Linked DNA regions of Homo sapiens: regions 1, 2, 4 and 5 are each linked to region 3. Evidence: chromatin loops called from intact Hi-C (ENCODE). Cell type or tissue: endothelial cell of umbilical vein. All regions are shown on one strand.

Region 1 (5,000 bases), 470 kb before region 3:
CTATGAGCTCTTAACTTTGGTGCTTTTTCCAACTGTGCTATAATGAACATTATTTCTTTTGTCATTGAAAAGGGATAAACTGTATTTTCTAAAACAAAACACCAGCCTCTGGTGTTTGGCCTCCAGAGACAGCAGTAATAGTTTTGATCCATGGCTCCCAGGAAGGGATGGAGGGCAGCTGGCATGCAGGAGACAGAGCATCAACGAGGAGCTACAGCAGTTGGCTTCTGGGTCCTGGAGCTCCACGGAAAACTCTGCAACCCTGGTCATCATTGGCCATGCTGCAATGAAGACAGCATTAGTTGAGATCAAGCCTTCACTGCAGAAACCACAAGGCTCTGTCTCATTACTCCCTCTTAGGATGATGCACCATACCTGGTTCTCTGCCGTTCTGTGACACACCTTTGGTCTCCTCTCCTGCTAGCAGTTGGCTGGAACCGTTTGGCTGAAATACTCTGTTAGTTCTTACCTTTTGTTATGAGTTCAGTTGTGTCCCCACCAAACCAAATTCATATGTTGAACTCCTAACCCCAAGTGACCGTATTGGGAAATACAGTCATCGCAGATGTAATTAGTTAAGTTAAAACGAGGTCCTTAGGGTGGACCCTAATCCAATATGACTGATGTCTTTATAAAAGAGGAAATTTAGGCACAGAGACATGCAGAATGTGGACACATCCTCTACACAGGGAGAACACCACGTCAAAGTGAAGGTTGATGTTACACTGCCACAGGAGTTCCCAGGAGCTGGAAGACAGGCCTACAACAGATCCTTCTGTGCCTTCAGAGGAAGCATGGCTCTGCCAACACCTTGATTTCAGACTTCCAGCCTCCAGACTGTGAGATAATAAATTTCTGTTGTTTAAGTTCACTCAGTCTGTGGTACTTTGTTATGGCGGCTCTAGCAAACAAATATACGCTCATTTTCTCACTCAATGTCATGTCTTCCTCTTTCCCTCTTTTCCAAAGAAAAAAAATGAAAGCCTTCCAGATGTGTTCTGCTATGGTCCACAGGCTGGAGGGTGCATGGAACCCACCCAGAGGTGCTCTGCAATCAGCAATTCAGTGAGCCATTCACAGTCCAACCAGTTGCCTTCTGATGAGAATGCATCACACCGCATGTGGGGAGGGCCATGTGGGAATTCTCACACCTGTTGCCTAGATGCCTGTGTCTGGTTAGAACCACTGCATGCTTTCTTTCAGTGAGTATTTACGCTAGGCACCAAAAAACAATGGCAAGAACAAACATTAGTGTGATGTCAGTAAGAATGAAACCTAAGTTACTATACAGATTAAATTATAAGTTTCTCTGGATGTAAAAAAGTTCCCAAATGTAGTGTAACAGGTTAGAAATTCACTTCTCAATCACGCAAAAGTCCAAGCAAGCATGGGGACCTTGCTTGTGATGTGTGTCTTTCTTATGAATTGAATTTTGTATCTCCCCGCAAACCTGCAAAATTCATATGTTGAACCCCTGATGTGATGACATTTGGAGATGGGGTCTTTGAGAGGTTAAAGGTTAAGATTGAATGAGGTCATAAGGGTGGGGCCTTTATGCAATAGGGTATGTGTCCTTATAAGAAGAAGAGACACCAGAGATCTCTGTCTGCCTTGTGAGGGCACAGCAAAAACTCAACCCTCTGCAAACCAGCAGGAGAGCCCTCACCAGGAACCGAATTGGCTGGCACCTTGATCTTAGACTTCCCACCTCCAGAAATAAGCTCCCATTGAGAAATAAGCTCCCGTTGTTGAAGCCATCCTATCTGTGGTATTTTGTTATGGCAACCCGAGCTGACTGAGACAATCGTCTTGCCTGTCAGCCTTGACCTTGCTGCTCTGTGGCATCCCCATTTCCATGATAGCCCCTGTCACACTGGCATTCCACCCAGCAAGAAGGAAGAAAGAGACAGGAGCACACACACCTTCCCATGGAGGTGAACAGCATACCACACAGCCCCTCAGGGCCCACTGGCCAGAATTCAATCACATGGCTGCACTCAATGCACTGGAAGCTGGAGAACAGAATCTTTCTCTGTTCTTCAGCCTGTGCCCAGGTTAAAGATTCTATTTCTTTTTCTTTTTTCTTTTTTTTTTTTTTGAGACGGAGTCTTGCTCTGTTGTCCAAGCTAGAGTGCAGTGGTGCTATCTTGGCTCACTAAAACCTCTGCCTCCCAGGTTCAGCAATTCTCCTGCCTCAGCCTGCTGAGTAGCTGAGATTACAGGTGCAACATGCCCAGCAAACTTTTGTATTTTTAGTAGAGACGGGATTTCGCCATGTTTGCCAGGCTTGTCTCGAACTCCTGACCTCAGGTGATCCGCCTGCCTCTGCCTCCCAAAGTGCTGGGATTACAGGCATGAGCCACTGCGCCCGGTCTAAAGATTCTATTTCTATAGAAGAAAGGGACAATGAATATTAGGAAATAACCTGCTGTGTGGCCCTTAGTGACCAAATAGATTCTTTATGAGATGACCTTTTTGTTAAGGTGGGAAAACTTGAGCAGTGCACAGTTTTCCTGGCACTGGAGAAATCTTTCAGCAAGGTGCTATCTGGAAAAGTGGAACCCTGGTCACATGGGAGGACATGGAGTCTCTCAGGCACAATGAGCCATGACATCCCTTTTCCTCTTTCTCTTAGGTCTACATTGAATACGTCTTTGCTGCTCTGGGATCCATCCTCCAGTCTTCAGTCAGCTAAGAAAATGACCTGTGGGCACGTTGGCTTCCTTTCTTCGGATTAAGTGGTTGTTCAGAGAGAGGCTGAGTCTGATTGTTTACACAAGAAGGAAGTGAACACTGGCTGTGTGCCTGGCACTGTTAGGAGCCATCAAACCATGTCCAGAAAGGACGCAGGGAAAGGAGATGTCGATGTTTCCAGACATTTTGTGATGTGAAGAGAGCGCCTGAAGGTAAGTTGGGAAAAACGGTTCTAGTTTTTGTTCTGCTGTTTTCAAGTTTGACTTCTCAGAACCAGTTTCCTCGCCTATAACATGAGACATTTGGATTCTATCTATAAACTTTGGGCTCTTTCTGTAACAGAAACTACCACCTTATCTGGAAAAACAATTATTTTCCTTTTTTTTCCTTTTATCCCCCTTCTTTCTATGCTAGGTTTTTGATGATGCTTAACTCACGTGCTTTGCTTAAAGAACTGCAGGGACTGACCTGAAACGCTAAGCATGGAATCCAGGTTGCAGAACATCCCACTCTGGAAAGAAGGCTGAGCCGTTCATCTGTATTCCTGTTGCAATCAAGCTAATGCCAGCCAGACCACCAGGTGGCCCATTATTCAAGACAGTCATTGAGACTAGACAGACTGACCAGCATGTATTCAGCTCTTGTACATAATTCCCCCAGACTCCCCCTCGCATAACACCCCTGGCCAGCCTGAGAAATTCGAGATGGTCTTTGTGACACTAGCCCACCATCTCCTCAGGTTGCCAGCTCCTCATAAACCTACTTCTCCTCCGACCAACTCTTGTGTCTCCAGTTTGGCTCTCAAGGAGCGAGCAGCCGAACCTAGGTTCAGTGACATTTCTAAATGCTATGACATACAGGCTGTAAGCACTCACAAGGCAAGCAACATGAACTCAATTCCCTGAGTCATGGGAAATGACGGGCTCCTATGACTACCTTTGTTTAAAGTGAAAAGGAAATACAGGTAAACTTAGAGTGCCCAGAATTGAGATGGAAAGCTTTTATTCTTGGGGAACTGTAAGTAAGATGATGTGCATGTGAAAAAAACCCACAAACTACAAGTCCCAAAGAGTAGTGGAAAGCCTGCCCTTTAGATTGGAACAGTGAGCCCAATGGGCAAGGGTTCCAGTTGAGACTCATCCTGTGGAGTGGAGCCCAGGTTTCCATAAAGGTCCCACGATGACTGGAAGTGACTTCGCAAACCCCACCCCTCTACTCCCTCCATGCTGCATCTCAGGGTCAGGGCTGGGGCAGGAAGCAAATTGCACACCTGTAACATGAAGACAAGCGAAAGGATTTAAGGTGAAGAAGGTTAGGATGGAAGCCCTCCTAGTAATTCATTGGTGTTGGAGAGATGACTGTATTTCTACCTCGGTGAAAGCCAAGCTTTTAATTCAATATCACTCCAAAAACACAAATTACAAGTTGTGTGATACACAGACGATTAACCCACCTAATAATTAAATTAAAAAACACTTTTTGAGGGAACAAATTAGATTATGTTTTCCGAATCAGCAGCTTAGAGATTTTTATTACCTATTAATAAAAATTATCTAAACATCCATCACCATAACTTTTCCTCTACTTTGTTTCCATTTCTTTCTTTCTTTTTTTTTTTTTTTTTGAGATGAAGTTTCACTCTTGTTGCCCAGGTTGGAGTACAATGGTGTGATCTTGGCTCACTGCAATCTCCGCCTCCTGGATTCAAGTGATTCTCCTGCCTCAGCCTCCCAAGTCGCTGGGATTACAGGCATGCGCCGCCAAGCCTGGCTAATTTTTTATATTTTAAGTAGAGACTAGAGACAGGGTTTCACCATGTTGGCCAGGCTGGTCTTGAACTCCTGACCTTCAGGTGATTCACCCGCCTCGGCCTCCTAAAGTGCTGGGATTATAGGCGTGAGCCACCGTGACCAGCCTTTGTTTCCATTTCTATAGTATAGTTTCAATTTTGTGTCTGTGCAAATAAAAGTGTCCAGCAATATGAAAGAAAAAAAATTTTTAGGCTTTTTACATTTTTCAATTGTTTTCTTCAGTGTGTCTTGATTCATTTTTTATTTCCCTCTTCAGATTCTCTCCTAGTTTTGTTGTGTTTTTTTTTAAGTTTTAATCAGTGATTCACCATCAATGATTCTCCACCTTATAGCTCTCCTCTTCATCTGTAGTAACACAGTGCTGGCACGTAGGAGGCACTCAATGAATATTTGACAAGCGAATGAACTCATGTCAATGGTTCTCAATATTTGGAATAAAGGCCACTTTAGGCATGTGGTGATAGCAATAGATTCTTTCCTCTGGTAATGGAACAC
Region 2 (5,000 bases), 880 kb before region 3:
GATCCTATAGTCAGCAGTTGTTCCTGGCATTGAAACTCCTTAAAAGATGCAATATCCTACATGCAGATATCAAGCCAGACAATATCCTGGTAAGTCAAACAGCCAAGCTGCGCTGTACATCTTGAACATACATTTCACTTCTTACTAGCAGTAATATTATTACTATGAGAAACGACATCTTAGAAGCATAGTTCAGTATATTAATAACCTATTTCAAATGACTAATACTTTTTTATCTTTCTTGGAAATCGGACAGTGAAATTTTATTGACAAGTATGAAGAAAAAGGAAATGTACAATTGTCCCTTTTTTTCTCTTTTGACTGATAGATTTAAAGTGTGCACCAATCCTGGAATGCTTTACTGTAGTAATGAGTTTCTTCTGTTATCTTTAGAAAAATGCTGCACATGTTGCTGTTTTGAAATAAGGAGTGTCCGTACTCTTCTGTTTGCTAATTTTATAGCTCCCTAAGCTGTGGCTCCTGGGGGCTCAAACACAATAAAGCTCAGTTGTGGTTAGGTATTATATTTAAAGGCATCGCTTTTGAAGTTTATTTTATTTTATTTTTAAACTTTCAAGTTCAGGGGTACATGTGCAGGCTTGTTACATAGGTAAACTTGTGTCATGGAGGGTTTGTACCCACTTTTCCTGATCCTCTCCCATCTCTCACCCTCCAGCCTCTGACGGACCCCAGTGTGTATTGTTCCCCTGTGTGTCCATGTGTTCTCACCTTTTGAAACCTTAATTCTCTTCGACTAGTGACTTCTGGTGGTAACAGCAGATTTCACAATGTATATGTTTTTAAAATTTTGAAATACATACATATTATCATAGTGATGTGATTAATGCACACACACACTCCTCCCCTCCCTGGCCCCATTACTTTACCCTGTTTTGTGGCCTTCAGTTTGGGTCGTGTTCGCAACTTGGAGAATTCCAGCTTATATGCTGGTAACATTCTGCATTTCATTTTTTTAAAATGGGTTCTCTTTATCAGTTCTCCTACAGTTGATGCCTAGGAGAGATCCTGAAGACTAAAAGCTAAGCGTGTAAGGTGTTCTTTATTGGGAACTCTTGGAGCTATAACAAAATAAATACTTTTGATTTTTTCTTTTGTTTTTTTTGTTTTGTTTTGTTTTGTTTTGAGGTAAGGTCTTGTTCTGTCACCCAGGCTAGAGTGCAGTGGTGCCATAATGGCTCACTGTAACCTCCAACTCCTAAGCCCAAGCAGTTCTCCTGCCTCCGCCTCCCCAGTAGCTGGGACTACCCACAGGCACATGCCACTGTGACTGCCTAATTAAAAAAAATTTTTTTTAGAGATGAGGTTTGGCTGGTCTCAAACTCCTGGGCTCAAGCAATCCTCCTGCTGCAGCCTCCCAAAGTGCTGGGATTATAGGTGTGAGCTACCATGCTTGGCCAAGATAAATTCTTTAAAAAATGGTGATCTCATTAAAGTTTAAGGAGTTTTTTTTTAATCAATAACTAAGCTATTTAATTCATATTTCTTTTTCTTTTTTGTTAATATCTTAAAATATTTCCTTTATTTCCTTCCAGACAACCACATTAGTAATGAGGTGTATTCCATTTTTATGTTTGGTCTGAATTATTATTGTATTGTATATCTAATGTAACTTGGAGTTAGGGGAGCTGAGTAATTTCATTGAAATGGTAGGTACATTAAAAATGAAGTATAAATTTGTGTGGCCAATTTCATAGTTGATTTTTACCTCAGTTTTTTTTATGAGACACAGCCTTGCCCTGTTACCAGGCTGGAGTGCAATGGCGTGATCTCGGCTCACTGCAACCTCCAACTCCCTGGTTCAAGCATTTCTCCTGCCTCAGCCTCCCGAGTAACTGGGATTACAGGCAGGGGCCACCACGCCCAGCTAATTTTTGTATTTTAGTAGAGACGGGGTTTCACCATGTTGGCCAGGATGGTCTTAATCTCCTAACCTCGTGATCTGCCCGCCTCGTCCTCCCAAAGTGCTGGGATTATAAGCGTGAGCCAATTTTTTGTTTTTTAATTGTGAAATACATGGTTCATGTCAAAGAATATGCAAAACATGTACAATTTAAAAGGTCATTTACAGTGAGCGTCTTTGTGACCATTGTGGAGGTTAAAGAATAACACATTTGCCAGTGTCACAGAAGAAACTCTTGTTTTTAAAACCTAATGCTAAACTAGTATAGGTTTTCACATACATTTAAGAAATGTTTTCCCGTCTTCCTGGGGAAGGAAAAAATAGACCTTAATGACGGAGCTGATTTTTGTTAATGAAAATCCAAAGCCTTTAGCTCGTAATTTCAGGTATCAGTGTGGTTTAAGTACCACATTCCTCATGACAGGAGCAGAAGTTGTGTAGCAAACTGAAGTGCATATGAGTATGGATACCCTGCTATTCTTTAAGGCATTTTAGCCAGCCCAAGAGTTCCACTGATGGATTCTAATTTTAAAATGGTTCTTAAGTTTTCTGTGGGTATTGAAACTGCTTAAGTAGCTGAATTCAGCTTACACTTTAAAAAGTTTTAAAATAACTTTTCTATTTTAAGATGCTTTTCTGATTCCCAAGATGAAAAGAATAGTAATCAATGTGGGAGTTAAAAATAATCATTTCTGTTCCTATTAATAGCTTAACTCTGGATATCATTTATAATAGTCCAGTCTCCCCATAGAGACTGCCTAAGGCTATAGTGTTATGCTGCTTTGGGGTGGGAGCAGTAGGCCAAGTTCAAGTCCCAACTCGGAATTTGTGTGTGTCTCTTTTGAAGGGGGGAAGGGACTCTGGAATATGAATTATCTTCACTTGTTAATCCTGAACATGCCTCTGACTCATGAGTGGCAGCAGTCATGGGAGCAACTCCAGCCTTTCTCAGCAGATGTCACTATTACTGTGTATGTTGAAGTATTTACAAAGGAAAAAAGAAACAAATGACTAATATAGAGTTCATGTTTATCAGTTTTGCCAGATATATTTAACATTTTCTTGACTAATACCTTCTTTATATTTGAGGGATTTAATATTTTTTAGACTTGAAGTGATTGCTAAATTTGGGATCATATAGCAGCTTCGGATGAAGAATATTTTGTTTTTGTCCAAGTTTATTCTGAATCACCCTTCTGCTTTCATTGCCATTGTAATTCTCTGGCAACTGAAAGTTAAGTCTGATTCCTTAGTTATAAAACTTGACTTTATTCAGGTATTCAGGGTCTTTTTAGAAGATGCTTTGCTTCATGAAATTAGATTTTTCTCTCAGTACCCCACCCTTTTAAAAATGCAGTTGTTAAAATTAAATGTACTTTGTGATATCCATTTCCTCACTGAAAACAGTTTTTACTCATTGTAATGAATATTTGATACATATTAACTTTTCATAGTTAGGAAATTGAATTAAAAATAAATAGAAAAGGAATTTTTAAATGAATGTCTTTGTTCTCAGTATTGGAATTAATAAAACTTTTCAAAGCCAATAATTTTTATTTATTTGTATTAATTATTCCTGGCTTGAATTAAATTCCCTTGAAAAAATGTTTTGCAGGTTAATGAATCCAAAACTATTTTAAAGCTTTGCGATTTTGGGTCGGCTTCACATGTTGCGGATAATGACATAACACCTTATCTTGTCAGTAGATTTTATCGTGCTCCTGAAATCAGTAAGTTTCTTAATGTTCTTTGACCTGGGCCATCATATGTGGTGGAAACCGCATACTTAATGTCTAAGCACTGTTTTCCATCACACTTCAGCAGCTGCACGAGTTCATTCATGAGGAAGGGAACCATAGCAAGTTCATCCTCCTCAGGTGGAATGAAGGTAGTTGTGACAGGAGTCTTGATCATGTCGGGCAAGAGTAGCAAAACAGTTGTGGAAAATCCTCGACTTTAGAAGACTGCTCTTGATTATTCAAGGTCTGATTATCACATTTATGGATTGTATGGGACCTTTGTTTTTTCCTGTTGCCTTGGTTGAGGCTGATTAGCACCTCCACCAAAGGCGAAATGAGAAAAGAGAAGAAATACATATTTTCTTTTGCCCTTTAAGTTCCTCCCCTACACCTCCATTTTTTAAGGTTTTTAAGTTTGAGTCTCTATTAAGAATTAGTGGGAAAGAACACAAAACTAATTGTCAAACTAAGGCATGAAGATTGTGGTTATAGTCCAAGCTAAGGTAGCCAGCCCCTCATTAATGGAAATAAAAATTAATAGTCGTCAGTTTTCTCTATCCTCGTATATTAAAACTTTGATTTTGTTTTCAGTTATAGGTAAAAGCTATGACTATGGTATAGATATGTGGTCTGTAGGTTGCACCTTATACGAACTCTATACTGGAAAAATTTTATTCCCTGGCAAAACCAATAACCATATGCTGAAGCTTGCAATGGATCTCAAAGGAAAGATGCCAAATAAGGTAAGACATTAGCATGAGCTTCTTTAAGGTCTTAGTTTCTTATTAACTGACAAGACTGCTGACACTTGCTCACCACTAGTGAGCTATAAAACAAAAATTTCAGAAAGGTGGGTAGATGGCTATCATGATTTCTTAGGGTCTTTCCCTTTTCTGGTGTTTTAAATTAGTGGTTCTAATCAGCCAAGCGCTAAGGATAAGAGAACTTGTTCAATGATGGACAGAGAGCAGCAATATTTTGGGGATACACCCTTATGGGTAAAAGTTTCAAAATGTTTGGAAGACAGAATGGAAAAAGATGTAAGTTGAATTAGGTAAAATACAAGAACATGCTTAGTGGTCAGAGAATGAATAGGTGAATATTAGATATTGTAAGAGGAACTTGATGTTAATTAATTTATTAAAGATTGGAGGTTATTTGAGAAAGTAAGGTACCTTTCTTGGTACCTTTTCTTATTTAATATCTTTCTAACTCACCGCTGATACTTCAGCTATAATGCTAGTTTCTGTTTAACATGAAGCAAGAATGTAAGCATTTATTAAAGTATCTGAGGGCCATAACTTAGCTTTTTTTTTTTTTTTTTTTTTGAGACGGAGTCT
Region 3 (5,000 bases):
TTCTCTTTCACTTTGGAGGAAATATTTCTGATTCATAATTCTTCATGCTCCGCCCTCAGAGAACTTCTGCCATTGCTAATGCTACTAGTAAAGTCTGATCTAGTTTTCTTACATTTCATTCCTTTTTTCCCCATCCACTCTACATTCATCACCACATTGGATCATATTTGGACAATTCATACAGACAGGAGGATAATTATTTGCATTCTTAACCAGGCACAGTGGTTCATGCCTGTACATCTCAGCTGCTTGAGAGGCCAAGGTAGGAGGATCACTTGAGGCCAGGAGTTTGAGACCAGCCTGAGCAACATAGCAAGACCCCATCTCAAGACCCTGGCAAAACACAGTTGCTGCTGTTGAGCTGTGACATACGAGGGAACGTTGGCAGGATGCTTTATGTGGTGGGGGAGAGGAGAGCTATCTTCAGCTGCTTAACAGGGCTGTTTGAAAAAGGAGTGGAACTGGAACAAGTAGATGGACTTTCTGATAGTCCCTCCCAGGGCAGCTAGAAACAACTCCTGAGTGTCCCACAGGGGTGGTGGTCTGAAGTGGTGGCTGCCACACAGCTCTATGACCCGCAGAGAAGGCTGGCTGCATCCACGTGTCTATCCAGTTTATCTTGCATTTGGAAAAAGAAGTTTCGACTAGATGGCCTTGACTCTAATAATAAGATGTTTTCTTGATTATTTTCCTTTTTTCTTTCGGCTTCTCAAACCTGGAATAGATACTCTCCATGAGACCCATTCTGTCTTGATTCTGTCCTTTAAAAAAATCTCTAACTATGTAGCTTCCTTTCAATAAGTACCTCTCCATCTGTATTTTTTAGGCAAGGTGAAACAAAAGAGTGACTTTCTTGTCAGAGCTTGAAAGAGAGCAAGTGGCTTTAAAAGTAGACTTTGGCTTTCTAAAGGTTCTAAGTTTTAATATTCTTATATTCGTTTAATCCTAAGTGTGTAATGAACATCTTTATCCAATTCAAAGATGACACCTGGGAGTGAACTGGTGGTGGGACATCACAGACTACTGTGATTTCAAACTCTCGGCAGGTACATCTCCGTTCATGGATGCATTAACAGCCAATGGGACAACCAACATACAGACATCTGTTACAGGAGTGACTGCCAGCAAAAGGAAATTTATTGACGACAGAAGAGACCAGCCTTTTGACAAGCGATTGCGTTTCAGCGTGAGGCAAACAGAAAGTGCCTACAGATACAGAGATATTGTGGTCAGGAAGCAGGATGGCTTCACCCACATCTTGTTATCCACAAAGTCCTCAGAGAATAACTCACTAAATCCAGAGGTGAGAGGCGCTCTTGGGCTGGCGTGGGCTTCGCGCTTCTCCCTGCCTGATTTCCAGGCCTGCCTGGCTGAACTGGCTCTTCCTGTGCTCTTTCTAAACCTCCTTTTGGGCCATCTCCCGATGCCCACCAGAAGGGAGGGAGCAGAGGGGAAGTTGCGGGCTTTGCTCCATGTCCCACCTCCAATGGCCGTGAATTCAGGATGCTTGGCCTGTGCTGAGTGTCCATCCCCATTCTCCCGGGTGTGGGTCCACCCAGGCCTCTGTGCCTCTGTGGTTCACCTCCTGCCTGGAAGCTCTTCATCTGGCGGGCACGGGGCTCCATGAAGGCACGTGGGAAATGTGTGTGCACGCGCTTTGCTTTAGCTTTCATCAGATCCTTAAAGGGTTCTTTGTTCAGACAGAATTTAAGTGCCCCCGGGGATCCCAGTCCCTTCAGAATATTTATCATCTTTCCAGTCCCCAGATACTCCTCAGCGGTTGTAGCAGAACACACAGCAACAGGGATTTCCACACATGCTCATTGCTGATAGTGCCTAGTAAGTAAGTTTTCCAGAACTGGTTGTTGGAAAGGTTAGAACATGAATTTTGTGAAGTTTCTAGAATCGGGAGTATTTGAACCTAACCTATATCTTTCCAAAATTTTAAGTCCTAGTAGTTTGTGAGTAGCTAGGTTGAGTTTTGTCCAGACAAGAAAACTTAACTACAGAAAGTCTGTGTGTTCGCCCGGGGTCACATAACAAACCAGTTCAAAGTTGGTCCTTGGTACATTTTTAGACTGCAGAGTCCCTTCATTGATTATTTTTAAATGCTTCACAGAGATCATTTAAAATGATTTTATGCCCTAAAATTACCAGTCCATGCTAATGTGCTTGGACTTAACGCACTTACGCACCAAACTATTTTCTGTCCCAAGTGTAATAGGGTAGTTTTTAAAACAAAACAAAACAAAAAACAGTAGAACTGAATGAGTTTCTTTCAACTGGTTTGAATGTGCCACCTGCTGTCCAAACTGGAGAAATGCCCAGTGATATAATAAGCAACTTGCCTTATCTAAGAGCCGCAATTTGCCTTATCTAAGAGCCGCAATGGCTGTATAAATACTAAGATAACGTAGATTCCCATGTCTTTTTAATTATACTCGAGTTATGTAGTTATATTTTACTCCATCCCCAGCATCTCAATCTCTGGTTACAGAAAATGAGACATTTGCAAATTAATTAAAATCATGGTAGATATCAGTAACTGTATCAGGCTATGATGCATTTTTCACAGATGCAGATTCTCCAGTAATAAAATGCTTTTAGGCAGGGTGCGGTGGCTAATGCATGTAATCCCAGCACTTTGGGAGGCCAAGGCAGGAGGATCACTTGAGCCCAGGAGTTCAAGACCATCCTAGACAACATAGCAAAACTCCATCTCTACAAAAAAAGTTGAAAAATGAGCCAGGCATGATGGCACAAGCCTATAGTCCCAGCTACTTGGGAGGCTGAGGCGGGAGGATTGTTTGAGCCCAGGAGTTCAAGACCACCCTAGACAACATAGCAAAACTCCATCTCTTACAAAAAGGTTGAAAAATGAGCCAGGCATGATAGCACAAGCCTGTAGTCCCAGCTACTTAGGAGGCGGAGGCGGGAGGATTGTTTGAGCCCAGGAGTTAGAGAGCACAGTGAGCCTTGATTAAACCACTGCACGCCAACCTGAGCAACAGAGTGAGACTCTCTCCAAAAAAAAAAATGCTTTAAGATTTTAAACCCAAAATATTCTTTGCCACTTTAACTTCTGGTGACTTTCAGGTAATGAGAGAAGTCCAGAGTGCTCTGAGCACGGCCGCTGCCGATGACAGCAAGCTGGTACTGCTCAGCGCCGTTGGCAGCGTCTTCTGTTGTGGACTTGACTTTATTTATTTTATACGACGTCTGACAGATGACAGGAAAAGAGAAAGCACTAAAATGGCAGAAGCTATCAGGTATGTAAAAATGATGTTTTTTAAACATTGGTTGGGTGTTTTGTTTTTGGTAAACCAATCCTGATAGAATGGGCCTGACCAAGCCTTGAGAATAAGATACACATCTTCTCCCATGGAGAGACACGAGCAGCAAAATTAATTAAATCATCTGTCTCTTCTATGGGCCTGCCATAAATTACTACTTGCCTTGGGCAAAATCTTTTCTATGGGCCTGCCATGAATTACTACTTGCCTTGGGCAGATAACTGATTTCAAGGTTGGTTTAAACCCTGCAAGTGTTCGGAGAATGTTCTGATGATTAGAGTAGATGATCATGGGTAGCCAGAGTTCCTATTATTTGTGCCGTGAGTATGTTCTGTCCTCAACCCCTAGATAAAGATCTCTTCCAAATAGTAAGTTACCATTTGCTCGACTCTGAAGTAAATTGTCTAGGCTTTATGATGAGATAGCTCCGTAACACCACATGGAGAGTTTTGTTTTTTGGTTTTTTTTGTTGTTTTTTTTTTTTGTTTCTTTAAATACAAGTAGTGCACATTCTTGTTCAGTTTCATCCTAAGTTCCAACTGGACAGAGAACCAGATAGTAGGAAATAAAAAGCAGAAGTCCTCCTTGTCCCTCACTCCCCTCAAGGTATCCAACATTCATTGGTGTGTCTTCCCCAACCTTTTTCTGAACATTTTGTTATAATTTTCAGTTTAATTTTTTAGACTTACTTTTAAACTCAGAAGTAAAAATTGTATATACTTATAGTGTACAACATGGTGTATTGAAACACGAATACATTGTGGAATGGTTAAATCAAGCTAATTAGCATATGCATTACCTCACATACTTACTATTTTGTGTGTGTGGTGAGAACACTTAAAATCTACTCTCAGCAATTTTCAAGTATAAAAATACATTAACTGTGGTCACCATGATGTACAATAGATGTCTTGATCTAAGCATTTTCAAATTTTTATTTCATATATACACACAAATAGTATCAATTTAGTTCTGTTGTTGCTTTGCAACTTGCTTTTTTCATGTGACAATATGACTTTGAGATATTTCTATTTCCTTGGTTGTTGGATTTTCCTCTGCTATATGATAACATATATCAGCAAAACTTTCTCTAAAACCACTTAATTCGTCTAAAATCATATCCCCTCATTTATCATGCTAATCACTCCATGTATAATTAGAAGTGTCTGATTTTTCGGAGATGAATTTTATTTAAAATGGATGAAACCTAGTCATCAACATGAAAGTTGGCTATGCTTCTCTACTCACCTCCCTAAAATGACATATCCCCAGGTGGCCCCCATAAACCCTTTGTGCTTGCCTTTTTAACTTACAGAGGATGAAAAATGAAAGAAAACGTAGACTGGCAAAATGGCAGTAAAGTAAGTTGGATCTTTTCCAAAATCCCAGATTTCTGGAGGGCTGAAGTTGAACTACTTTTGATAGTTACTAGGCTCCAGCTGAGCACTGCCCTTGGTGCACTGGGCTTTCTAGCACCTAAACCCTTCTAGAGCTTGCACAGCAGGATTGGTGTGGTGGGTAGGGGGGCTCTTTTTTCTGTTTTGTTGAGTCTGGGGTAGGCAGGGACGTCTTTCTTTGACTGACACCCAAGATGGCTCTGATGGGCACCAAACAGCCCATCACAGGAGTCCTGGAACCCACACCTCTGGGTTGAAGGGGATTGCCTTAGCCTCTCATGACATATTTAATCATTTTCAGAATTACTAT
Region 4 (5,000 bases), 200 kb before region 3:
CGTAACGATGCTCAGCATTGAGTGTGCTATCCTGACTAGTGCGAATACTCCATTGCTTGACTTCTCCTGTGTCCGGAACGTTACACTTCTGGTAATACATTGTACGATTGTATTTGTCTTTTTCAAGACCACTTAACACCTTCAGCTTATATAAATCTCGTAGCTAACTGAAGCCTCCAGGTTTTTTCACATGAAGTGTTCACATAAATCATGGATCTCCCAACCTATTTTCATCTTTATGAGTAGTTAAGACATAAATCCTTCTTACAGTATTAAAGGGTGCTAGTGTATTAAACTACCTAAATAGCCAGCATGCCTTTTAAAGGGGCTATCATGATCTAATTCAAATGGTAAGAATTCCAGGGTCTATGTCAGGTGCCCCTGGCTCCCTCTGTGTCTCATCCCCTTCCATTATGGATCCAAAAAACATGTCTTGAAATGTTGCCTCCTGGCCGGGCATGGTGGCTCATGCCTGTAATCCCAGCATTTTGGGAGGCTGAGGTAGGCAGATCACTTGAGGTCAGGAGTTCGAGACCAGCGCCTGGCCAACATAGTGAAACCCCATCTCTATTAAAAATACAATAATTAGCCAGATGCGGTGGCATGCACCTGTAATCCCAGCTACTCAGGAGACTGAGGCAGGAGAATCACTTGAACCCCAGAGGCAGAGGTTGCAGTGAGCCGAGATGCAGGTTGCAGTGAGCCAACATCGCACCACTGCACTCCAGCCTGAGTGACAGAGAAAGACTCTGTCTCAAAAAAAAAAAAGAAATCATTGCCTCCTGCAAAAATTAATATGCAAGAAAATTCAAGGGACTAGTAATCTGTGGAAGGAGGGGGAAGATGGTAATGTTTTATTTCTTTTCGGTGTCAATTACATGAGGTCATTTTATTTTATAATATATTCTCTTGTATGTGTGAAATACAAATTTTAAATATGTGATAATTTAAAAGTAATATGTAGAGTTGATTTAAAATAGGAAAAAATGACTGGGCATGGTGGTCCATCCCTGTAATCCCAGCACTCTGGGAGGCTGAGACAGGAGGATCACTTGAGCCAAGGAGTTTGGGACTGGCCTGGGCAACATAGCAAGATCCTGTCTCTACAAAAAGTACAAAAATTAGCTAAGCATGATGGTGCATGCTTGTAGTTCCAGCTACTCAGGAGGCTGAGGCGGGAGGATTGCTTGAGCCCCAGAGATTGCAAATGTAGTGAGCTCTGATTGTGCCACCGCACCCCAGCCTGGGCAACAGAGCCAGACCCTGTCTCTAAATTAATTAATTAATTTAATTTAATGGGAAGAAATGTCTGGGCACTGCGGCTTATGCCTGTAATCCCAGCACATTGGGAGGCAGAGGCTGGAGGATCACTTGAGGCAAGAAATTCAAGACCAGCCTGAGCAACATAGCAAGACCCCATCTCTACAAAAACATTAAAAAATAAAAAATTCACTGGGCATAGTGGTGAATGCCTGCAGTCATAGCTACTCAGGAGGCTGAGGTGGGAGGCTTGCTGGAGCCTGGGAGGTTGAGGCAGCAAATGAGCTCTGGTTGCACCACTGCACTGCAGCCTGGGCAACAGAGAGAGATCCTGTTTTTTAAAAAAAAAGAGGGGGGGATTGGGGGGGAATTCTCAGTATCCCTTCAATTTTGAGGGGAAAAAAGGTAATAAGAAAAAACAAGGAGAAAGCAATAGATAAGCAAATGAAAGGGAGGAAAACAGATTCAAGTTTGAAAAGGAAAATGAAAGAAAAGATAGCGGCCTGGAAGACAGGCAGAGATAGGAGGATTAGATGGAGTATTTGGCTGAACAGGGACAACAGAGGTGGTGAGGAGTCCCTGCGGCGCTGCAGAGTGGGAGAGAGCGGAACAGTGAAAGCTACTTCGGATCCTCCAAGAAACGTCAGCAAATCCATCCTATTCCTCAGCATTCTGCTTCAGCCACCTAAGGCAGTCAGCCTCCCACTGCCGTTCAGCCTGTGTGGCCCAGAGCCAGGAAGCACGTTCCCTCGCAGCTCTGGGTACAGATTCCCTATACACATGAGTGTCTCCCTCCCGGTGACTCAGCTGCTGTGCTTTCCTCTCCTTCCCCAGGGCCTGAGCAGTAGCCTGCCTGATGATGATCAAGCAGAGCCCTGCAAGTTTCAAGAGGAATGTCAGTGACTCTTCACTGAAACCCCCCAGGTAGGCATGCAGTGACAATCCAGGGCTTTCCTGGACACATTGCAATCCTAACCTCAGGGTAAAAGCCATGTCCCTGTTCCGCCACAGCATGGCAAAATCAATTCCAGTTGGATTAAAAAGTTACATGTTTTTAAAAAAATGAAACCGTAAAAATGTATGTGACTCAGATAAAGTAAAAAAAAAAAAAAGAAAAAAGTGAGTGGTTATGTGTTTTTAAAAAGACAGAGATCAAATGGATAAATATTACACAAGACTAGTCTAAATTGTTTGGTGTACACCATGAAATACTTTTTTCAACCTCTGGCTCCAAATCTCCAAACTTTTGTCCCCTTCCTTACTCCTTGTGCTGAACAGACAGCCTTTTAGTCACTCAGTTTTAAGAGAAACTTCATTCTGGTCATTAAGACTCCATCTCAGGTATGAAAATTTCAGTAAGTGAAGGCAAAGATTAATTTTATATTCGTTTAAAGGCTTTTCCCGTCCACCTAAGGCCAGGCTTGCAGTCCCTGTTCTGGAAGGTGGGCTGTTTGCTCTTTCTGCATTTTACTCCTCTTCTCCTCTCTCTCTGCAGTTTCTTTTTCTTTTTCTTTTCTTTTCTTCTTCTTTTTTTTTTTTTTTCTTGAGACAGAGTCTCACTCTGTTACCCAGGTTGGAGTGCAATGGCACAATCTCGTGTCACTGCAACCTCTGCTTCCTGGGTTCAAGCTATTCTCCTGCCTCAGCCACCCAAGTAGCTAGGATTACAGGTGATGGCTAATTTTTGTATTTTTTAGTAGAGATGGGGTTTCACCATGTTGGCCAGGCTGGTCTCGAATTCCTGGCCTCAGGTGATCCATCCGTCTCAGCCTCCCAAAGTGCTGGGATTACAGGCATGAGCCACCACGCCCAGCCCTCTCTCTGCTGTTTCCCCTCTGGCGTTGTCGGGAAGGGAGGGGAAAGGACTAGGGGAAAGGTGCCTTTATGTAAGTCATGCAGCTGTCCTGACAGTCAAACTCTCTCTCTGGGAGGGTCCCCTTGTGTGGGCTCAAGAGACCTTTGAGGGTCTCTCCAGGGCACTGTTGTCTGATGCATACTGGGTCATCTCAGAGTCCCACTCCTAGGCTCCTGCCAGCTCTCCCCATCACAGCCTGGGGCACATGATGCAGGGGGCTCCCCACCAGACAGCCAGCCACCTTGGGCGGGTCACCAGCCAGATGGCCTGAGTCACTGTCTGCTGCATTCACTTGGCCCACAGCACATCCTTCCACTCCACATTCCAGATGGGGAGAGTGTAGCTGCTCTCTCTGTCTGCTTTCTCTTCATCCCGCTGGGACGGGCTGCTGCAGCAAGACTTTTGCATTCAGAATTCTCTAGATGAAAAGGAGAGACCAGTTTCTATGTTCAGTTAGACTCCTAATTCAGGAAGGGGAGGGCACAGGGATGGGAAGTTGGGGGATGGGGATGGAGGGAAGATGGGGATGGGGAAGAGGATGGGTCCACCTCTCTCAGAAACTTTCTCATTATTCTGTGCTAGTGTCAGCACCAGATGGGCCTTCAGACCCCAGCATCTCCGTGAGCAGTGAGCAAAGCGGGGCACAGCAGCCTCCCGCTTTACAGGTAGGTCTTGGTTTCTCCCAGTGGCAAGCTTGGAGTCCATCTGGCAAGGAAGAGCCCATAGGGGAATCGCCCCACACCACACTCTCCCTTTACATCTGTCCTGTGCTTGGGTCCCTTTGGTGGTCTGGTGAAGCTGTGGACTCCTTAGAATGATGTTTTTGGCCGGGCACAGTGGCTCATGCCTGTAATCCCAGCACTTTGGGAGGCCGAGGCAGGCGGATCAGCTGAGGTCGGGAGTTCAAGACCAGCCTGACCAACATGGAGAAACCCCGTCTCTACTAAAAATACAAAATTTGCTGGGCGTGGTGGCGCATGCCTGTAATCCCAGCTACTTAGGAGGCTGAGGCAGGAGAATCGCTTGAACCCGGGAGATGGAGGTTGCGGTGAGCTGAGATTCATTACATCGTTGCACTCTAGCCTGGGTAACAACAGCGAAACTCTGTCTCAAAAAAAAGAAAAAAAAAAGGACGTTTTTAAGTTTATAAAATAAAATATACAGGACTACAAAGGTTATCAATTACATTGAAATGCAGTTATCACAATCATTTGAAAATGTGTACTCTAGTAATAATGCTTCTTTTTAAAAAAAATCACTTTATTAGGATATAATTGACATACAAAAAGCTGTACCTATTCAGGCCAGGCTCAGTGGCTCATGGCTGTAATCCTAGCCCTTTGGGAGGCCTAGGTGGGTGGATCGCTTGAGGAAAGGAGTTCGAGACCAGCCTGGCCAACATGGTGAAACCCCATCTCTACTAAAAATACAAAAAAATTAGCCAAGCTTGGTGGTGCACACCTGTAATCCCAACTACTCAGGAGGCTGAGGTGGGAGAATCACTTGAACCCAGGAGGTGGAGGTTGCGGCGAGCTGAGATCGCTCCACTGCACTCTAGCACGGGCAACAAGAGCGAAACTCCATCTCAAAAAAAAAAATAGTTGTACATATTTAATGTATACGTGCACCCCCATGAAACTATCACCACAATTTATGTTATAAACATATCCATCATCTCCAAAAGGTTCCCCCGCCCTCTGTATTTATGTGCATGTGTGCACGTGATGGGGGGGGGTGGGATGAGAGCACCTAACAGTTAAGATCTACCCTCTTGGTAAATGCTCAAGTATGCAAGTTCTGTTAACTATAGACAGCATGCTCTCCAGTAGCTCTTTAGAACTTGTATAAGGGAAATGTTGTACCCTTTGACCAAGCCCTCCTGTTT
Region 5 (5,000 bases), 620 kb before region 3:
CCAATAATAACCTTTAATCTAAATAGATCACATTCTTCAATTAAAATATATAGACTGGCTGAATAAATTTTTAGAAAAATGAGACCCACCTCTCTGCTGCAAATCAGTAGTGATTCTATACATTAACAACGAGCTGGCTGAAAAAGAAATCAAGAAAGCAATCCAATTTATAATAGCAAAGAAAAAAATACTGAGAAATAAATTTAACCACAGTAGTGAAAGACTTCCACAAGAGAAACAATAAAATACTGATGAAAAAAATCGAACACGATAAAACAAAATAGAAGGACATTCCATGTTCATGGATTGAAATAATTAATATTGTTATAATGACCAGGCTACCCAAAACAATGTACAGATTCAATTCAATCCCTATCAAAATGCAATGACATTCATTACAGAAATAGAAAAAGTAATCCTAAAATTTGTTTGGAACCACAAAATACTCCAGGTAACCAAAGCAATCTGAGCAAAAAGAGCAAAGGTGGAGGGATCACACTACCTGACTTCAAAATATATGACAAAGTTATACTAACTGAAACAGCACAGTAATGAAATAAAAACAGACACGTAGACCAATGGTAAAGAATAGAGGACCCAGAAATAAATGCAAAACAATTGTTTGGTGGTCTATCTTTTAGCAGGTTGATGTAGGTATTATTGTTTTTAATAGATTTCTTACTGGAGTTATGAGTAGATTGCAGAACACAATTACAGTATTAGAGTATTCTGGGTTTGTCATGTACTCAATTTTACCAGTGGGTTTTATATATTTACACTTTTTTTTGTTTGTTTGTTTTTGCATGTTAGTATTTTTTTCTTTCAGTTTGAAGAGCTCTCTTTAGCATTTTTTGTCAGATGGGTCTGGTGACAAATTCTCACAGCTTTTGTTGTTTGGGAAAGACTTCTCTGCTTCATATTAGAAGGATAGCTCTGTTGGATATAGTATTCTTGGATGACAGTCTTTTTTTTCTTTCAGAAGTTTGAAAATGTCATTCTACCCCCTCCTGGCCTGTATGATTTCCATTGAAAGGTCTGTTGGCTGATCAATTGGAGCTCCTTTATATGTTATTTGCTTCTTTTCTCTTGCTGCTTTTAAGATTCTCTACTTATTTTTTATTCTTGAACATTTGATTAGGGGTAGAACATTTTATTCCAGGGGTAGTCTCATTTGAGTTGAATCTGCTTGGTGTTTTCTGACCTTTCTGTACCTGGTTATTTATTTTTCCTCAAGTGTTAAAAGTTTTCTGTTATTATGCCTTTGAATAAACCTTCTATCCCTTATTCTTACTCAACTCTGTTTTGATCACCAGTAATTCTTAGATTTTGTTTTTTAAGGTAATTTTTTATATCTTTTAGGTGATCTTTGTTTCTTTTCATTTTTTTCTTTTCTGTGCATTTTCAAAAAGCCTATCTTCAACTTAACTGATTCTTTCCTCTGCTTGATATCACCATTCTGCTGTTGAGAGCCTCTGTTGCATTTTTTAATTCAGCAAATGTATTTCTCAGTTCCATGATTTCTGTTTGATTTTTTAATTATTTCAATCTTTTTGTTACATTTCTCTGATAAATTTCTCAATTGCTTTTCTGTGTTATCTTAGAGATTTCTGAGTATTCTTAAAACTGCTATTTTCAGTTTTTGATCTGAGAGCATACATATTGCAGTTTCATTAGGGTCAGTTACTGGTTTATTGTTTTGTTCATTTGGGGAGGTCATGGTTCCCCATTTGCTGTTGTTTTTTGTAGATGTACATTTACATCTTTGCATTGAAGGATTATTTATTTCAGTCTTCTCTGCCTGGATTGTTTTGGGTTTTATTGGATAAGTTTTCCTAGAAATGCTTTGTAATTTAATTGTAGATTATCTTTTTTTTTCCCCAATGATGTTGTTGCCTCTTTTTTGGCACTAGATGGTGCCTTAAGCCCAGGGTTGCCTCAGTTGTAGTAAACAACCAGAGTGCTGCCCATTCCAAATGGGAGAGATCTCAAAGGGGACATCCTGGCAGTGTGGGAAGGCTGGCTAAGAGTTTATGCCCAGGGGACCTGTGGAACAAACCTTCCACAGTGTAGTGCTGCTGCACAGCCACACTAATTTGGCATTTCCTTTGGCCTAGTTACATAGTAAAGCTTCAGGGTCTGGGAATGGTAATACCCCCACCTTTGTCACTGGCTGTAATCAGGGTTATTTCTCCTTTCAGGCACTCCTGATGCTTCCCATGGGTTGAGACAGGGACTGTTGTAGTAGGGAGCCCAAGTTGGTAAAGAAGCTGGTTGTGCACCTCAGTCTCACTTTTTCCAGTGTAGAAACTGTGAGTCAGGGAGAAATTTTTCTCATGCTTGGTGCTGTGCCAGGCAGACTTGGAGGGAAGGGTGTCATGGATACGGTAGTCCTTTTACTATCTGCCCCGAGTGATTTCACAGCTCTGTTGCCCTGGGAACTGTCTCATTCTGATATTTGAGTTCTGGGATATTGCTGGCAATAATCTCAGTACTGTGTATTTGTTTTTGGTTTTTGTGGGGAGAGTGAAACCAGCTTGCTTTTACTCTGCCATTTTGAAATCAAAAGTCCTATTATACTATCTTGATTACTTTAGTAGTGTTATTAATCCAACTTTATTCTTTTTGTTCAAAAATTGTTTTAGCTATCCTAATTCCTTTTCCTTTTCACCTGAAATTTAGAATCAGCATGTGTACATATATGGCTGAACTTTTTATTGGAACTGCAGTAAATTTATAAATGTGTTTGGGGAAAATTTTCATTCTTACTATGTTGAGTTTTCCAATCAATGAACATTGTGTATCTCTGCTTTTATCTAGATCTTTGATTTCTTTGATTTCTTTCATCTGTGTTTCATAGTTTTCAGCATATAGATCCTGTGAACAATCATAAATGCTGTTTTTTTAACATTCAGTTTCAAATTATAATTCCTAGTATATAGAAATGATTGATTTTTATAAACAATTATTTTTCAGTAAAAATAAGTGACTTTTCTTTATAGACTGTTTCTGAAGGATTCTACTTTATGTTCATGGAAATTACACTCTTTTAATCCTGAGATTTTATGGATTGCTGAAGTATATAATTAAATTGTGTAGTCATTATAATATGTACAGGTGGCAGAAACAGGTTGGGAACAAACCCAATCAACTCTTGGTAAGCATACAAATAAAACAGGAAGAGCAAAAGTATATCAGTGTATCACAGTAGACTACTGGGCTATAGGGATTCAGCATGGTCATGAAAAAATAGAGTAAACAGAAGGTCAGTCAGTTAATCTGGAGAGTCAGCTAAGCGAAGGTCATTTAAGAGAGCTTCTACTGAAAGATCTACACAAAAGAGACAAGAAGGCAATAGAAAGGCCCAGTTCCTATGATTGCATTTAAACATAAAACTAATGCTATATCTTGAGAACATAAGAAACATATTTTATACTCGTCACAATATATCTACTGAAGGAGCACTTATAAAGAAGGAAAAATAGCTATTACAATCATGTTTTTGAAAAATAATGATGGTAGGAAAGATCATAATTATAATACTAAGTGAAAAAAATCTTAGGATACAAAAATGTTATGTACAATACAATATTACTCCCAATTATACAAAAAAGTATTTTTAGAAGAAAGACGAAAAATACATCGAAATGTTTATAATAATTATGTATGGCTGTTGGGATATGGTTGGCATTTATTTACTTGTTTTTGCTGTTTTTACATTTTTACAGCTTTTACAATGCCTATGGGTTATTTTTACAATCAGAAGAAGTGTCATTTTTAAAAGAAGAAGAATTCTTTCTATACTTTATTTGCCTCATTGAGATATCTGACAACAGTATCCTCATTGTTCTCTTTTGTTGTAATGAAAAACCATTTCAGGATTTTGGCATTTCCCACCAATTCCCTATGCCTTTTAAGGAACCAAGCAAGCTTCAGTAGTCTCTGCCATTTGATAAGTTACATTAATGATTATGACAACAATAATTGTACAGGCTTTGCAAAGCTATTTATTTAATAAAATCATTACTATAAAGACTTTAAAGAACTACAAGCAAGGGTCAGGGCCAACTTCATGATTGTCCCCTTCATAGTCATCCAAGTCTTCAATTTAGCTAAGGTCACAAGCCCCATGTAGAGAGTCAAACCAGAAACCATTAAATACAGTTATTTCACTCTTTCTCCTCATTTCCTTGCATAGGCTAACCTTAGAGTTTGCTGGCAGGTGCTAGAGTTATACATAAAATTCCAGATCAATAGCCGGGGAATTTAAAAAGAAGGTGCAGAACATCATACAGAATCTAAGGCTATTCTCTCTCCCAGTTAGTGGTTCTTTTCTTTGTCGGTTTTCTTAAATGAGTGGTTCTTAACCTTTCCTGGATCATAATATTTTCAGTCATTTTATGTAGACACTCAAATTTCCCTAAATTCTTGCATCAACAAATCCATTCCCTCCCCCAAATCTATTACCAATGCACTGGATTTATTACAGGCACATGTTTCACGTCAGTCCCCCATAGGTAGCTTTAGCTCAGGCTCTATCTCCTCTCACCTTCACTGTGCCAGTAGCCTCCGAAGTGGGCTCCCTAACTCTAGTCTCCTGAGTAGCATCCATCTTCCACACCAACACACTGCAGCCATTTTCCTGAAAGCAAACCTGATCATTCCCTCCCTCACTTGAAGCTATTCTTGATGAAGCCCCTTCCTTTATTTTCTGTGGCTAAGGGGAATGCGGTGGTATTCTATCAACTTACAATATCACAGCCAGGCAGAGGAGGTCAAAGGATAGAGGACAATTTCACATGCTAAGTGAGCATGCCTTTCTTTTTATTCTCCCCTTTAAAGCAATGATAGTTGGCTTGAGCTGTGTTTCAAATAGGAGAATCATTTGCAGGGAGTCATTATGTGTCTCTCCAAGGATCACTCTTCCTGAGACAGATCCATTGATCTACTTGGGGATCAGGCTTAGAAAAGTGAGCCACAGTGATCTGGGCCACATCTGTGAA

The links. Hi-C counts contacts between places; a loop is a spot of excess contacts. Peaks named below come from ENCODE experiments on the same cell type or tissue, not always from the same donor. Only the 100,000 strongest peaks of a DNase experiment are listed, where the experiment ranks them.
Region 1: it touches region 3 in a loop (6-fold over the local background); 5 of 110 quality-filtered maps call a loop at or near these places.
Region 2: it touches region 3 in a loop (16-fold over the local background); 4 of 110 quality-filtered maps call a loop at or near these places.
Region 4: a loop joins it to region 3, with 2.9 times the contacts of the local background. A loop is called at or near these places in 4 of 110 quality-filtered maps.
Region 5: it touches region 3 in a loop (19-fold over the local background); 43 of 110 quality-filtered maps call a loop at or near these places.

Annotation. Positions count from the first base shown.
Region 1 is chr6:4,463,699-4,468,698 of GRCh38, forward strand. The region is part of intron 2 of LOC105374894 (a long non-coding RNA gene); the gene reads right to left. LOC107986561 (a long non-coding RNA gene) reads left to right here. Exons shown (of 3, transcript XR_001743939.2): 3 at 970-1,081. LOC124901247 (a long non-coding RNA gene) reads left to right here and starts at 1,115. Exons shown (of 3, transcript XR_007059419.1): 1 at 1,115-1,202; 2 at 2,636-2,906; 3 at 3,109-3,680. RefSeq lists an enhancer at 2,928-4,127. In endothelial cell of umbilical vein, no CTCF peak of the experiment used is centred here; a DNase peak (open chromatin) is centred at 2,743.
Region 2 is chr6:4,052,785-4,057,784 of GRCh38, forward strand. It overlaps PRP4K (pre-mRNA processing factor kinase PRP4K), which reads left to right. Exons shown (of 15, transcript NM_003913.5): 11 at 1-89; 12 at 3,537-3,651; 13 at 4,252-4,403. Among named protein-coding and RNA genes, the nearest start is that of FAM217A, 24 kb to the right of the region's middle. In endothelial cell of umbilical vein, a CTCF peak has its summit at 2,870 (motif pointing right); a DNase peak (open chromatin) is centred at 2,867; H3K27ac peaks cover 993 bases.
Region 3 is chr6:4,934,469-4,939,468 of GRCh38, forward strand. It overlaps CDYL (chromodomain Y like), which reads left to right. Exons shown (of 7, transcript NM_004824.4): 3 at 1,047-1,303; 4 at 3,097-3,269. Among named protein-coding and RNA genes, the nearest start is that of LYRM4-AS1, 67 kb to the right of the region's middle. In endothelial cell of umbilical vein, a CTCF peak has its summit at 2,301 (motif pointing left); a DNase peak (open chromatin) is centred at 2,283.
Region 4 is chr6:4,731,065-4,736,064 of GRCh38, forward strand. It overlaps a transcript of CDYL not described here. Among named protein-coding and RNA genes, the nearest start is that of CDYL-AS1, 42 kb to the right of the region's middle. RefSeq lists enhancers at 952-1,842, 1,843-2,732 and a silencer at 3,913-4,111. In endothelial cell of umbilical vein, no CTCF peak of the experiment used is centred here; a DNase peak (open chromatin) is centred at 2,017; H3K4me3 peaks cover 188 bases.
Region 5 is chr6:4,311,211-4,316,210 of GRCh38, forward strand. No RefSeq gene overlaps it. Among named protein-coding and RNA genes, the nearest start is that of LINC02533, 180 kb to the right of the region's middle. In endothelial cell of umbilical vein, CTCF peaks have their summits at 1,896 (motif pointing right) and 2,098; a DNase peak (open chromatin) is centred at 2,331; H3K27ac peaks cover 958 bases.